Regions from separate parts of the Mus musculus genome. Here region 2 is linked to region 1. A link is a loop called in an ENCODE intact Hi-C map of the cell type or tissue named here. Cell type or tissue: heart. All regions are shown on one strand.

Region 1 (8,000 bases):
TGCATGAGCACTTGCTCCTTGTTCTCTCCAGAGAGCCCCTTTCTGGGCTCCCAAATTCCTTCCCTGGGATCTCTTCTGGGCAGTGGCTGCCCTGTCTTCTGCCACCCTCTCTTCTGGCCTCCATGCCAGTAGGTGTGTCTGGCTTGGACAGCTCCTCCTTCCCTCTTCTGTCCCAATACTTGGCTGGACTAGTGGGAGGATCTCCCAGCCCAGCCCAGGTACCTGGCCTCCAGACTACAGAAGTGGGCTGGATTACAGGTCATTCAGCCTTGCCTTCTGACCACCCGTCAGCTCTGCTGCCAAAGTCTGTCTGGGACCTGGGCGGGCTGGGTACTTCCATGTCCTGCCGTTGGGCCTGGCCTTCCTTGGGGTGGGGTCCTGCTGACCCCTAAACCCTGGCTGCAAGGGCCCAGCCTGCACCTCACTGCTGCGTGGGGAGTCCTTCCCACGGCAGAGCTGGGCGGGTGGGCCAGGATGGGAGAGGGTTGCTGAGTCTCCCACTTTCCTGACAAGCCAGTGGCTCTCTCCTTCTGTCCTGCTGCAGATGGCAGCTCAACGGCAGCGGGCACTGGCTATCATGTGCCGGGTCTATGTGGGCTCCATCTACTATGAGCTGGGAGAAGACACTATTCGCCAGGCCTTTGCTCCCTTTGGCCCCATCAAGAGCATTGATATGTCCTGGGACTCCGTTACCATGAAGCATAAGGTAAGCAGATGAGAGCTACCCTGGGGCTCTAGCTTGCCCTCTGTCTGCTTTCCTTGCCTTCTAACACCTTCCTGTATTCAGGGCTTTGCCTTCGTGGAGTACGAGGTCCCAGAAGCTGCGCAGCTCGCTTTGGAGCAGATGAACTCTGTGATGCTTGGGGGCAGGAACATCAAGGTAAGGACAAGAAAGTTTGGTCTTAGCCGGGCAGTGGTGGCACACGCCTTTAATCTCAGCACTTGGGAGGCAGAGGCAGGCGGATTTCTGAGTTTGAGGCCAGCCTGGTCTACAAGTGAGTTCCAGGACAGCCAGGGCTAGACAGAGAAACCCTGTCTTGAAAAACCAAAAAAAGAAAAAAAGTTTGGTCTTGGACCTAGAATAATTGTTCCGTGAAGTTACATACATACAAGCAGTCACCACAGGCCTAGGCTGATGTTTCTTCTTGACCTTCTTCAGGTGGGAAGACCCAGCAACATTGGACAAGCCCAACCCATCATAGATCAGCTGGCTGAGGAAGCTAGGGCTTTCAACCGAATATATGTGGCCTCTGTACATCAAGACCTGTCTGATGATGACATCAAGAGTGTATTTGAAGCCTTTGGCAAGATCAAGTCTTGTACGCTGGCCCGGGACCCCACAACTGGCAAGCACAAGGGCTATGGTTTTATCGGTGAGTTTGGGAAGGGCCAAGGAGAAGAGGGAGCCCGCCTCTTACTGGGGCTGGCTTTTCTCACTGCTCATCCTGCCCTGCAGAATATGAGAAGGCCCAGTCGTCCCAGGATGCTGTGTCCTCCATGAACCTCTTTGATCTGGGTGGCCAGTACTTGAGGGTGGGCAAGGCCGTCACACCCCCCATGCCCCTGCTAACACCTGCCACGCCTGGAGGTCTCCCGCCTGCTGCTGCTGTGGCCGCAGCTGCAGCCACGGCCAAGATTACAGCTCAGGTGAGAGCTGGTGCAGTGATGAGTGTGGACAGTGGGTGGACAGACCCACTCAGCCTTTGGGAACTGGCTCTTAGATGGTTTGGGTGGGAACAAAGAACTGACTGTGAGAACAGACTAGAAACTGACTCTGCTTGTCTTTTGGTTGCAGGAAGCAGTGGCTGGAGCAGCAGTGCTGGGTACTTTAGCCACACCAGGACTAGTGTCCCCAGCACTGACACTGGCCCAGCCCTTAGGGGCCCTACCCCAGGCTGTCATGGCTGCCCAGGCCCCTGGAGTCATCACAGGTGAGTCTGAGTTGATCAGGTTCTCTTCCATTCCTTTCCCCTCTCCTCTAGGGTCTGTCTTCAGCTTCCCAACCCATACTTACTTCGGTGTAATCCCTTGAATCCAGGACAGGCTGGCTATCGCCAACCATCTCTTTACTCTTTCCCAAACAGGAGAGTGTATGTGTGGCTATTAAACTCGGTTGGTTTTGCTGCAGGTGTGACACCAGCCCGCCCTCCTATTCCGGTCACCATCCCCTCTGTGGGAGTAGTGAACCCCATTCTCGCCAGCCCGCCAACGTTGGGTCTGTTGGAGCCCAAGAAGGAGAAGGAAGAGGAGGAGCTGTTTCCTGAGTCAGAACGGCCAGAGATGTTGAGTGAGCAGGAGCACATGAGCATCTCGGGCAGCAGTGCTCGCCACATGGTCATGCAAAAGCTACTCAGAAAACAGGAGGTAAGTAGGTGGGCTCGTGCCAGGCCCGCTCTCGGCGGTATGAATGTGAAGTAGTGGGTGATAGGTCGCAGCATTCAGGTGTCTTTCCCACAGTCACAGCAGTCAATTGTCTTTCCTACAGTCTACAGTGATGGTTCTCCGAAACATGGTGGACCCCAAGGACATCGATGACGACCTGGAGGGAGAGGTGACAGAGGAGTGTGGCAAATTTGGTGCTGTGAACCGGGTCATTATCTATCAAGAAAAACAGGGCGAAGAGGAAGATGCAGAAATCATCGTCAAGATTTTTGTGGAATTCTCCATGGCCTCAGAGACTCACAAGGCCATCCAGGCCCTCAATGGGCGCTGGTTTGGTGGTCGCAAGGTGGTGGCTGAAGTGTATGACCAGGAGCGTTTTGATAACAGCGACCTCTCCGCGTGACTTTGGCCTCATTTCCTGGACTTGCACTTGCCCCTTCCTTCCTTTGGGTTTTGTAAAGTGTTAACCGTGGTGTGTCCCTGGGACCAGGCACTCTGCCCAACCCACCCTGTAGTGTACATAAAGATGCAGATACCACTGGCCCTGAAGTCCCTGTGTCTGAAATTGGTCCTGTGACCCAAGCTGGTTGTGTGTGGAATGTCTTATCAGGGTTCCAAGGCACCAGGGACAAGGAGGGCGTTCAGCCTGCTGTGCAGGGGTGAACAGGAGGGACCGGGGTGGACAGGCCTTGCTTTATCTTCCTTTGTGGGGAGTGCTGGCTTGCAGCCTTGCTCACGTGGATAGCTCTGAGAGCTGTCTGGCCCTGAGATCTGTAGGATCCAGGACCAAGAGAGCATTTTGTGGGCGGGCGGGCATCTGAGTTGTTACACCTGCTAGTATGGGTTACGCCAGAGCGAGGCCGGAAATCCCGACATGCCCCGCGCGAGACCGCTACGGGTCGTCGGAGACGCCACGCCGCGTGGCCCTTTGGGAGCTGTAGTTTTGAGCAGAGAGGGCGGGCCTAGGCTTCCCGGCGGGCTGCGCGGCTGGGCGGTTGTCGCGGGCAGCGGCGGCGGTTCCGGCTGCGGTGCTGCGGGCGGATGAGCTGCTAGGTGAGCAGGCCGGGCGGGATGCGGAGCCGCCGCCGCGCCCCCAGCGCCTAAGAAAGCGCTGCCGGGTCAGGCCGTGCTGCCAGCTGTGTGCCGCCGTCGGAGCCTACAGCTCGTATTGAACGCGGGCCGAGCCGAGCGCCGACCCCGGCCACAGTCCGGGACCCGGCTGCCCGCCCCACCCCCGCGCGCGCCGCTCCGCCCGCGCTCGGCGCTCATGCGGGCCGAGCCCCGCCCCCCGGCCCGAGCCCGCCGAGCGCCTCCCGAGCCCGCGCTCACTGCCCGCCCGCATCATGCTGAAGTGCATCCCGCTCTGGCGTTGTAACCGGCACGTGGAGTCGGTGGATAAGCGGCACTGCTCGCTGCAGGTTGTGCCAGAGGAGATTTACCGCTACAGTCGTAGCCTCGAGGAGCTGCTCCTCGACGCCAACCAGCTGCGCGAGCTACCTAAGGTGAGCGGCCGCCGCACCTGCTGCCCCGCGCTCAGTTCTCGGGGTGGTGTATGACTTCTGGGGCAGCCGGCTGGAGCGAGATCTCAGCAGGCGCTGCCCGAGCTGGGCACCGCAACCTCCAGCCGGCCCTGCAGGTTCCTACTGGTCAGAGCCCCGCCCCAGCCAGCCCCACCCTCCTCCAGCCGCCGGTGTTGGCACCTGGTGGCAACCTGTCTGGGGACTAAGTAGATACTGAACCTAAAAGGGGAGCCAACAGAGAAGCCCATGAGAGCACAGGAGGAGGATGGGTCCAGGGTGCGAGACCGACCCGGGTTAGCAACTGTTAAAGCTAGTTGGGCTACTTTAAGGGTAGGAAGTTGGTTTTCTTGCACTGTGTTCTGCCTTCGTTTTGGGAGGAGAGGTTTGCAGTGCTGAGTGGGACTCTCCTAAGATACTTGCAGTGTCAGATCTATTCTGTCATCGCTCAGCGGAGAGCCCACCTTTCACTGTCTGTGTTCCTTCCTGTCGGGTTTGTTTGGGGTTTTTTTTGTTGTTGTTGTTCTGAGGCCACACTAGAAGGAAGGCCAAAGGAGGCAGGTTATGTAGGACTTACTTTTCTGAGATAGGGGACTCAGTGGTCTGATATTCTTGCCGGCTGGTGGCGTTGCGGGTGTTCTTCATAGACCTTTATGGTATCCGTGTGTGAATCTTGGACATTTTGCACTTGTGTTTCTCTCTGGTGCCTGTTGTTGTTATTGCTTTTTTTTTTTTGTTCTGTTTCTTGAGACAGGGTTTCCCCTTCGTAACCCTGGTTATCCTGGAATTCATTCTGGCTGTCCTAGAACTCAGAGATCCACCTGCCTCTGTGGGTACTAAAGATGTGCACCACCCACAACCCACCCCAGTGCTCTCTGGTGTTTTTATTGTTGTTCTCTCTTTGTTAAGCTCTTGCTGTTCATTGTTGGGGTTCCTGAAGAGCTCCAAACTCCTTTAGAAGAGGTAGTTTGGATAGTAGGTAGGATACTGAGAGTGACTGACCCATAGGGCAGAGGGCAGGGGCTATCCATTTGGGAGCTGCTGATGTCTTGCCTGGGGCATGTTATCTGGGTGACATCTGGGTAATAGTGAGAGGTGGGCTTTCCACCGAGAAATGAGAGCGTAGGTCTGACAGTATCTTAGGAGAGTCCCCCTCAGCAGTTGCAGAGTATCATTGCAGAACAGCAGTGGTACATGTGACAAATGACACAAGGGAGACCAGGCATCAGGTGGGCAGGGGTGTGTTTTGCAGGCTTCTTTGTCTGGTTTTTCAGCACACTGGGTATCATGGCTAGAGCCGCAGAACCTTGTGTGACCTGGGATACAAAGAGGTCCAGGACCCTGTGGCCATGATCCTCCTGGTTTGGAAACTCTCCCATACCCATAGGGCTTTGGCTATAGAGCCTGTTCCCCTGATCACATCTTCTGCCCACAGCCCTTCTTCCGACTGTTGAACTTGAGAAAGTTGGGCCTCAGTGACAACGAGATCCAGCGGCTGCCTCCTGAAGTGGCCAACTTCATGCAGCTGGTGGAGCTAGATGTGTCCCGGAACGGTAGGGGGGGAGGGCGGGTGGCACTCCGTGAACATAGGGGGGAGCATAGGGGCTCCTGGGAGCTCCTGAGGCGTGCCATCCTCACGGCACCCTCTCCAAACACAGATATTCCTGAGATACCTGAGAGCATAAAGTTCTGTAAGGCTCTGGAGATTGCAGACTTCAGTGGGAACCCCCTGTCTAGGTAAGTGTTAGCCCACAGTGCGGGTTGGCTCTTGGCCACGGCAGGGTCTAGAGCTCTTCCATGCGTATCTGAGGCCTGTGTTGCTTTGTTTCTCCAGACTTCCGGATGGCTTCACACAGCTACGCAGCCTGGCTCACCTGGCCCTGAATGACGTGTCCCTGCAGGCACTGCCTGGAGATGTGGGCAAGTGAGTGCCCCTTGATGAGTGGATCTGGGTATAGGCAGTGCTTGTCTTGGTTCTGCCTTCCTCAGCCCTGGTCCTTGGTCTCTTTCAGCCTGGCCAATCTGGTGACCCTGGAACTCCGGGAGAACCTGCTTAAATCTCTCCCTGCGTAAGTTTGGGGCCTCCACCCAGCAGAGGTAGAGCTACCCTGGGGCGTGGCCTGAGTGGCCACATGCAGATGTTGTCTTCTGTACAGGTCCCTGTCTTTCCTGGTGAAGCTGGAACAGCTGGATCTGGGAGGCAACGACCTGGAAGTGCTGGTGCAGTGAGGGCTGCCTGGGGAAGCAAGGGTGTGCTGTGGGGCAGCTGCTGCTCCTGGGTGTCACACTGCTTTCTCCTGTCTTTGTCCATTCTTGCAGCCTGACACCCTGGGGGCTCTGCCTAACCTTCGGGAGCTATGGTTAGACCGAAACCAACTGTCAGCGCTGCCCCCGGTAAGTGAGGGTGGGACTGGCTTTATCCCCTACCTGCTGCCCTTTGACCTTTTGTCTGTCTGCAGGAGCTAGGCAATCTGCGGCGGCTGGTGTGCCTGGATGTGTCAGAGAACAGGCTGGAGGAGCTGCCTGTGGAGTTGGGTGGGCTGGCACTGCTCACGGATCTGCTGCTTTCCCAGAACTTGCTTCAGCGGCTGCCAGAGGGCATCGGTCAGTGTGCCAATCATCAGTGACCTTGTGAGGTGCCAAAGAGGGGCTTGGGCTAGGATCTGACTTAACCCAGGTTAGAGGTGTCCAAAGAGGGCAGGTGCAGTAAGCGAAGGCCAAGATCAGATACCCATTCATCCAGTTAGCACTCAGGCGTCAGGGCAGTTTGTTATGAAAGAATTGGGATGTAGGTTTCCAAGGGTCAGGGGTGGGGAAGAGTCTCGGAAGCTGAGTCTGCAGTAAGAAGGGTGGGGCCGGGTATGGGGAGCATAAGAAATCTTGGAGACCCAGAGAAGCCCACTGTCACTGAAATGTGGGACCAGGCTATGGCCGTTCGGAGGACCTACATGCTCAAGTGCCTTTGACCTGATTTCGGTCTAGTCACCATGTCTCCTTGATGCCAGGTCAGCTGAAGCAGCTGTCTATCCTGAAGGTGGACCAGAACCGGCTGTGTGAGGTCACTGAGGCCATAGGGGACTGTGAGAACCTCTCGGAGCTGATCCTCACGGAGAACCTGTTAACGGTAGGGCAGCCCCGAGGCACCGAGCCTCTCAGGGTGTGATGAGCGCGGTCAGTGCACCTGATGGGAGTGGCATGTGCTGCTGGTGGCTTATCCCAAGGGAGGTGCTTGCTAGGGCACTCTTGGCATATGAGATTGCCTCGGATCCACTGGACCCTGTAGGGGTTAAAGAGCCCGTGTGTTGTTTCGGACATGCAGTCTGGGCTTAAGACTGGAAAGAAGACAAAGGCAAATTGGACAGAAGCACGTGTGCTTCATACAAATAGGGTGAGCAGAGTGCTAGGGCCAGACTAGAGATGTCTGTGCTAGTGTGAGTCTCAGGCTGAGAGACAGTAGCGAGCAACTTTCCTGTCTGTGGGGTACTCACAGTCATGGTAGTGAGAGAAGAGGGTGATGAGGAAACGAGCAGCAGGTGTGAGTAGCAGGTACCGTGAGTAGTGGAGGAGGCACAGAAACGTGGCCTTGGTAGATTGAGCTGGGTGGCTATGGGTGAGGGCCAGAGAGAACAGTCTAGGGTGTCAGGGAGCCTGGCAGGATGTATGCTGTCCTTAAGGGGGAGAGGTGGAGGAGGGTGCCAACTGGTTCTATGTCTAGATCCCCTAACCATAGTTCCTTTGGGCTGTGGGGAACCCTGATAGCTATGGAGTTTACCTTAAGGGAGACCTTTACTTTCCCAAGGCCTCCCTTTTCCTCCTAATAATCAGGGGTTTCTCTCAGCCTGAGACCCTTCCTTTGCCCGGCAGGCCTTACCCCACTCGCTGGGCAAGCTGACCAAGCTGACTAACCTCAATGTGGACCGGAACCATCTTGAGGTGCTGCCTCCTGAAATCGGAGGCTGTGTGGCCCTTAGTGTCCTCTCTTTGAGAGACAATCGCCTGGCTGTCCTCCCTCCTGAGCTTGCCCATACCGCTGAGCTGCACGTGCTTGATGTGGCTGGGAACCGGTGAGTGTCTGTGTGACCCCTGGGGCCCAGGTGGCAT
Region 2 (8,000 bases), 130 kb after region 1:
GTTCAGTGAGGAGGGAGGTCTGACTGAAGCCTTTCCCACAATGATCACATTTGTAAGGCTTCTCCCCCGTGTGCGAGATCTGATGCGGAACTACATCTGAATTAAATGGGAAGCCTTTGCCACCACCACCACAGGAACGGGCCTCCGCATCTATGAGTTCTCTCTGAAGTATAAGAAGGTTTGAATTGAGAATGGGGTTTCTTCCTGACTTACTGCACGTTTGGGCTGTGTCTCCTGTTTGAATCTTCCAGTGGGTCACTGTCATCTGAGTGAAGCCCCCGTCCTGAGAGGAGGGACTCTCCAAGCTCTGCTTGTCTGGGTTCCCCAACAGCTGCGCCAATCTGTCTTCATGAAATTCCCGAGACTCAGAGGCAGAGGGCTCCAGCACTGTGAGTTCGTCTGACATCATCTTATGTGAATTTTCATCCCCAGAAATTCAGGCTTCCGGATCCCCTTCTTGCCACTGGCTCCCTACAGGAGAATCTGAAATGAGAAAAGAAGCTGGTCTTTCCCCTTTGGTAACGAGAACGGGCCGAAGGTGTGGAGTTAAACTACCATCCGACAGAGAGGAAGCACCTCCTCTGCCCACACTTCTGACCTTCACTGTTACCAGCCCCAATCAGCCACCCACATGGGAAGGCTTCCTGCGGCCCGACCTGTGATATGGCCAACCTTAGGACAAATAGGCTGTGCTACACAGCACTCTTCTAACTTGTGTCCTGTGTGGGTGACAGAGGGATAGGGATATAGTCAGGACTCTACTTAAAAACCAAGACATGTAATTCCAAGATCACTCAAATAAACTCTATCACTCCGACTGCCCACCACCCTCATTCACATTCTGCATCGTGTGATCTTTATCTTGTCCCTACCCAGAATGCATCTCCCTTTAGGCTATTTGTAGCATTCAGGGCCTCAGTGCTAGCAGCATTTCTGACCTATAGTGACTGAGCCTGAAGCCAAGAACCCAGTTAGAATCTCCACACTTCTAACCTCTCCCTCTTTCAGTGGCCTTATAATCTGGTTCCCTCTGTGAAATCCCTTAATGATTGGAGTGATGCGGGCAGTTCCTGTCCTAGCCTCACTGGCACAATGTTCTCACTTTATATCTACTTAGCCCCCATAAATGGTTGGGCTCTATACCCAAAAGTTAGCCCACCTCAGATAAGAAATTAACAAAATCAAGCAAACACACACACACACAAAACCCCTACATTTGTACCAAACATGAACGTGTCCCTTTTTCGGGGAAGGGCCATTATTCCTTGAAAACAACATACTTACCTACTTGTCACAATGTATTAGGTGTGATAAGTAACGAGATGATTTAAAGGACAGAAAGCTGTAAGTAGATAGAGAGCATACAAACATTACACATTTTCTCCTTAAGGCAGGGTCTCACTCTGTGGCACTGGCTGGCTTAGAACACACAATATGGACCAAGCTGGTCTCAAACTCACGAAGATCCACCTACTTCTGCCTCCCCAGTGCTGAGATTAAAGGTGTGTGCCATCACTCTGGCAACTACAACATTCTGAGAAACTCAAGCATTCTTTGATTTCAGTACCTGCAGTGAGGAACTGGTATAGAATCCTTTCCTGCATGGACTGGTGAGATGACTCAGCGGTTAAGAGCACTGACTGCTTTTCCAAAGGTCCTGAGTTCAAATCCCAGCTCAAAACCATCTGTAAGGAGATCTGACACCCTCTTCTGGAGTGTCTGAAGACAGCTACAGTGTACTTACTAAATAAATAAATAAATAAATAAACAAACAAATCTTTAAAAAAAAAAAAAAGAATCCTTTCCTGCACCTTACCTGCCCTTTTCTTCCCATCACCTGTGTGAGACCAGCTCTGGCTAGATCCCACCTGTTTTGGATCTGTCTGAACTCTTGCTCTCTACACTGACAGCTCTGACACCCTAAGGGTGTGTCAGCCATGTTCTATACTCACCCAACTCTTCTTTTTAATCCATCACTAGAGCTCTAGAGACAGCTCAGAGGTTGAGGGTACTTGCTGTTCTCATAGAGGACCCAGGTTCCCAGCCCACAAACCGATGGGAGCTCACAACTGTCTGTGACTCCAGGGGATCTGATGCCACATTCTGACCTCTGTGGGCACCAGGACCACATGTGGTACACACACACACACACACAGACACACACGAACACACACAGACACACAGAGGTAAAACACTCATATGCATAAAATAAGCATTTAAAATATCTAATGTTTTTTCCTACCCCTTAACCCTTACTTCAGTGAGAGGAAAGGCAGGGAGACAGGAATGGCCACTTCCACCACTGACCTGCGTTCCCATCAGCCTTCCTCCCTCTGGTTTCAGGAATCAAGCTGTACTTAACCTGAAGAAGGTCCTCACCTCCACTTGCTCTAGGCCTTCTCCCATCCCATCTCATCAAGCCACCGCGCCCTCCCTCTTGAGATAAAAACCTCTCTGCTCCTCTAGCCTGCCATTCCAAGTCAGCACACAGTAATGCGAGTTCTTCCACTAACTGGGGAAAGCAAGCTGGAAGTGACACAGTAGGGAACAAGAGGCCTTTGACATCCTGTAGGTGGAGCATCAGCATCTCACTTTAAAAAACTAAATGGGGGGCTGGAGAGATGGGGCGGGTAAGAGCACTGACTGCTCTTCCAAAGGTCCTGAGTTCAAATCCCAGCAACCACACGGTGGCTCATAACCATCTGTAATGGGATCTGATGCCCTCTTCTGGTAAGTCTGAAGACAGCTACAGTGTACATAGATATAATAATAAATAAATCTTAAAAAAGAAAAACAAACAACTAAATGGTACACTTATCTAGTCTCAAGCACTCTGGGGAACGTCCCAATTTCCTATCTCAAAGAACATGAATACCAAGCTAACTTCCCAAGTTCTAGTTCCTCTCCAGTTACTGTCTCTCCTCTCCACAATGACACTCAATGGTCACTGAGTTTATCTTACATCTCCTCTCCTCTGTTACTTTTTTTTTAAAAAAAAGATATTATTTATTATGTATTATGTATTATTATGCGCTCTCTGACCTGTAGGCCAGGCCATTATCCTGCACCCTGCTCCTGTCTCAGAACCTCAATGCTCCCTCTACTGGTGTCTCTCAAGGCACCAGGGTGACAGTCTTCTAACCTGTCTTCACACTCTCCTCCTCCACGGCCTTTCTACAAAGCCAGCAGGCTGACCCTTTCAAAGCATAAATGAAATGGTGACTTTCTATTTTAAAACCTTCAAGGCTCTCCAATCCCCTCCTACCACCATTCTTCCCCAAGTATGTAGGTGAATTAGCAGGAACACTTGAGTCACTTACTAGACAGTTGTGGTGAATATGCTTGGCCAGGGAGTGGCACTATTAGGAGGTGTGTGTGGCCTTGTGGAGGAAGTGTGTCACCGTGGGGGTGGGCTTTAAGAGACCCTTGTTCTAGCTGCCTGGAAGATAGTACTCTTCTCCTATTTGCCTTTGGGACAAGACAGAAAACTCTCAGCTCCTGCATACCTGCCTAGATGCTCCCACCCTGATGATAATGGGCTGAACCTTTGAACCTGTAAGCCAGCCCCAGTTAAATATTGTCCCTTACAAAAGTTACCTTGGTCATGGTGTCTGTTCACAGTGTGAAACCCTAACCAAGACAACACTTGAGCTCAACCTTTCCCATCACCCCTTCTAAGAGCTGGCTGTTCTCAGGGGCCAGTGCTCTGCTCTGCTCCATGCAAGCCTGAAGCTTCAGAACCCCTAAAGCTACAGCAAGGCAGTGCTGCCAGCCCGTGGCACCAGAGTCTCACTGGCATTCAGTATAAGGAAGTTCAAGGCAACCCAGCCAGCCACAGGGTTTGGCAAGGACCTGCATACGCTCACGTTTTAGAAACCACCGATACCTTCTGACTTTTATTATTTTATGGAGTGCTAAGGATGGAACTCGGGATATTATGCATGCTAAGCAAGTGCTCTACCAGTGAGCTGCACCTCAGCCCCTTATATCAGACTTAGAATGACTACGCTACCTGGACACAAGCCTGCAGCTGTTTACAAGAAGAGCTTAGAATCATGTGTGCCTCTCGGTGACTCTTACAACTCGGCAGCTAGAGATGGCTGAGCAGTTAAAAGCACTGACTACTCTTCCAGAGCACCCGGGTTCAAGTTCCCCAGAACCCCATAGCCGCTCACAACTCTGTAACGCAAATTCTAGGGGATACAACGCCCTCTTCTGGCTTCTGAGGGTACCAGGTACACACATGATGGACAGACTAACAAGCAGGCAAAACACCCATGCTGCAAGATAGGATCACACAGTGAACACCAAGATACTGTTAGCTCAGCCCTTAGCACACACCTTTAATCCTTCTGGCTGGACTACAGACACACCCTTAGTTCACACTTTTAATCCCAAACAATGAAGGCAAAGATAGTTTGTACAAGGAAGCACCCATGTTTGGAAGTGATGTCTGATTGAGAGGCGGACAAGGTGACAAATCAAGAAAGATTTGACAGAACAGGATATACCAACTCTTACTAGAAGAGAAAAGAAAGGGAAGCCACTTAAGGGGCCCGCAGTCTAGAGAAAGAAGAGAGGCAGTTTTACAGACAGTTTGAGGAGAGAACGAGCCAGAAGATTAGAACAGAGTACCAGACTTAGTTGGAGGCCAAGCAGAGCAATTCAGAAGCCAGACTGAGTGAGTCAGCTGGGAGACAAGTTTGATACAGAACAGCTGAGTTAAACCAGCCAGAAGATTCCAGAAAGAACCAGAAGGGATGAGCTTATTCAGCAGCAAGTCTCAGGGGCTGAAAACAAGTTTAGGCCTAGATTAGATTGGACAGAGGCTAGAAGCTTCCAGGACTAGCAAGCTAGGAGATGGAGGCAGTAAACCTTAGAGACAACAATTCCATCAGGAGAATAAAAACCAACATTAGACACCCATACACATAAAGAAAAACAGGAGCAGGAAAGCTTGCATCTCTGCAGCCTTGGGAATAACCAGGCGGGCGGGCCTCGACATGGTGTCCCTGACAACCTGTGGATGTGCCACTGCAGCTGTGGAGGTAGCTGGGTGCTGTGTGTGCAAGGCATGCTATTTGAGGTCAAAAAGAATAGAGCGAGTGACTGGCTGCTCTCTTAGGACTCCTATTCCAACCTCTACCTCTAGCCCCTACATACAAGGATCCTGCTGACACAAACAGTCTTCTTTTCCTAACAAGCCCAGGGCCTTTTAGCAGCCATTTTCCATAAGCCAACAGAGCAGTCAGAGGGCTCTGTGATTTACTTCAGAGACACCACTTTGTTCTAGCCCACTGCTTCTCTGGCATCCCGTCCACTTCCAGATCAGACCATAAGTCTTGTAGGGGAGTGGGGGTACTTTCCCAGGTCTACCCTCTCTCTATATCATCCTCCAACGCATTCCAGAACCAGAAATCCACCCCCAAGGCTCCAGGAGTGTCCATAGCTGCATGTGTTGGCTTGTGAGGTTTCTCTATACCTCCCATATGAAAAAAGAATGCCATCATTATGCCAAGTATTAAAACAGATACAATGCCACATCCGTGACAGGAACAAAGGTCTGCTCTCTGCCTTAAAACTTGATGTGTATATGTTTGTTTGTGTGTGTGTGTGTGTGTGTGTGTGTGTGTGTGTGCGCGCGCGCGCGCGAGGGGCATGGGGAGTCTGATTTCTTCGTGATCAGAAGACATTTGTTTCTTTCATTGTAATGGGTCTCAAAGGAACGATGTCTAGAAGAGCACAGGGCGATTGTGAATATCAGCTCTCCACCTGGAAAACTACTTGAGTTTAGAACTGTTCTTCTGCTAATATCCCGGGAAACCTCTAGCATAGCACTCAAGCCCTGGGGACTCCTGGACCACGGTGGGGCCGGGTGCAAAGAGGACTAAATGTCCCTGGCATTATCACAGAGATGTCATAGACGTTGACTCAGACACTTCATGGAATAGAACAGCTTGTATGACACCTCACCCCACCTAAGAATCCTCCTTCATGACATACGGAGCTGATTCTGTCCAACACACATATTATCTTCAACCCCTGAAGCACTGGGGTGCCTGCACTGCATCCCCTCGGACAGAGGCCGAAAGGACTGAGGGAAGGCAGAAGGCAGGAGGGCAAGGTCCAAGCCGAAGAGCAGCGTGGCGCGCACCTGCATTCCATCACCTGAGCGGCTTAGCCTTCAAGCAGCCATCCGGGGGCCCGACCTGCAGGCGCCGAGGCCGAGTGTGCAACCCTCGAGGGCCTCGATGTCTGCGGACGATCGGTCCATGCATCTACCGCCCGCAGCTCGGCGAGGAGACGCAAGGCTCCGGCCCGAACCAAGCGAGGAGCTACGGACAGAGGCCAAAGCGAAGTGCAGCCGGCCCGGGACACCAACCAACTCGCTGAGCCCCGCCGGTCACGAGCCCGCCCACCCGCGCGAGCCGCTCCGCCTCACTCACCCGGAGCTCGGCGGCGAGAGGACGGCGCGGAACCAAGCCGAGCAGCATCCAGGCGGGTAACCCCGGGCGGCCACAAAGCCCGCACCGCTGCCGCACGCCCCGGCCGGAAACTGCCCGAGGCTCCGCCCGGAGGACATCCGTAGGCACTCTAGGATAAGAATGGGGGCCGGGGCCGTCTCCCTGTCACAGACTTCCGGGCCAGATTCCTGCGGTCAGCCGGAGGACCCAGTGCGCAGACGCGGTGGCTGAGAGCCCTGTTTGCGCACGTGGGTGTGGGATTAGCGGCGAAGCTAGGCAGTAGATGTCGTCAGACTTCCCTGGAAGAGCTGGGAAAGGCAGGCTCTTTAGAGAGCTTTTAGTAAAGATTTCTTGTTGGTTGTTAGTGATGGTTCTGTATGTAGCTTTTGGTTTTAGCTTTGAGCGTTTAGAACATCTTTATCATTATCTTATGTGTGTATGCCTATGGTGGAAAGACAACTTTGAGCCGCTGTGCCTATGACACAACATCTTTGTAATAAACCACTGGAGACTCAGAGTAGTGAAATCGAGGCAGTTTATTTTACAACTTTGCAAAGTCAGGTGTGAGCCTAGAATGCCAAGCTCACTCACTGATGGAGGCAGAACTTTATTTTATTGTGTGTTTTAGTGTTTTGCATGTGTGTATGTCTGTTCACCATATGTGTGCTTGGTGCTCCTGGAGGCCAGAAGAGGGCATTATATTCTCCTGGAAATGGGATTATAGACACAGTTCTTAGCTGCCATGTGGGTGCTGGAAATCAAACCAGGATCCTTTGGAAGAGCACCAACCAACTGCTTGATCTTAACCCCAAGGAATCTCTTCAGCCTCGTGGAAGGTACAACCTTAAGAGTCATCTAGGTCTTAACAAAAAAAAAAAAAAAATTGTGTGGGTTTATCTCTATATTTTATATCCTGTTTTTAAAAAATCTGCCACTGAAACTGCACAGTGCCAAGCCTCAGCTGCCCTCCATGAACTGTTCATGTCTTCAAAACCAGTAAGTACCACCTGGGTGACTCTTATGCTACCAAGTTCAGCTGCCAGCATGAGGGACAACCTTGGCTGCTTCTGGAACACAGCTTCTGTGTAGCTCTTAGGAAATACTTAGAAAGTTTTTACCTCAATGATGCTAGTTTCTTCTTAATCACTACTAATTCTTCAGCTGTAGCTGACCAGCATCGAGTATCACAGCAAAGCAAAGGTTTCACTTTAGTAGTCCTGGTATCTTGTTCATTACAGCTGATTCTTCAGCCTCAGCTAACCTGAATCCCAGAATCTTTTTTTTTCCATTTTTTATTAGGTATTTAGCTCATTTACATTTCCAATGCTATACCAAAAGTCCCCATACCCCCCCCCACTCCCCTACCCACCCACTCCCCCTTTTTGGCCCTGGCATTCCCCTGTACTGGGGCATATAAAGTTTGCAAGTCCAATGGGCCTCTCTTTGCAGTGATGGCCGACTAGGCCATCTTTTGATACATATGCAGCTAGAGACAAGAGCTCCGGGGTACTGCTTAGTTCATATTGTTGTTCCACC

The links. Peaks named below come from ENCODE experiments on the same cell type or tissue, not always from the same donor. Only the 100,000 strongest peaks of a DNase experiment are listed, where the experiment ranks them.
Region 2: a loop joins it to region 1, with 2.6 times the contacts of the local background. A loop is called at or near these places in 4 of 42 quality-filtered maps.

The regions. Positions count from the first base shown.
Region 1 is chr15:76,065,113-76,073,112 of GRCm38, reverse strand. It overlaps Scrib (scribbled planar cell polarity), which reads left to right and starts at 3,329. Exons shown (of 36, transcript NM_001310543.1): 1 at 3,329-3,884; 2 at 5,335-5,452; 3 at 5,558-5,636; 4 at 5,734-5,823; 5 at 5,912-5,968; 6 at 6,056-6,119; 7 at 6,219-6,293; 8 at 6,359-6,503; 9 at 6,905-7,023; 10 at 7,764-7,963. The coding sequence starts at 3,726. It overlaps Puf60 (poly-U binding splicing factor 60), which reads left to right. Exons shown (of 12, transcript NM_028364.2): 6 at 545-706; 7 at 788-880; 8 at 1,160-1,373; 9 at 1,457-1,647; 10 at 1,796-1,931; 11 at 2,129-2,364; 12 at 2,486-2,931. The coding sequence ends at 2,785. In heart, no CTCF peak of the experiment used is centred here; DNase peaks (open chromatin) are centred at 313, 2,252 and 3,282; H3K4me3 peaks cover 2,717 bases; H3K27ac peaks cover 1,851 bases.
Region 2 is chr15:75,939,606-75,947,605 of GRCm38, reverse strand. Zfp623 (zinc finger protein 623) reads right to left here and starts at 6,654. Exons shown (of 2, transcript NM_030199.3): 1 at 6,447-6,654; 2 at 1-483. The coding sequence starts at 409. In heart, CTCF peaks have their summits at 3,094 (motif pointing left) and 6,742; a DNase peak (open chromatin) is centred at 6,645; H3K4me3 peaks cover 2,245 bases; H3K27ac peaks cover 1,501 bases.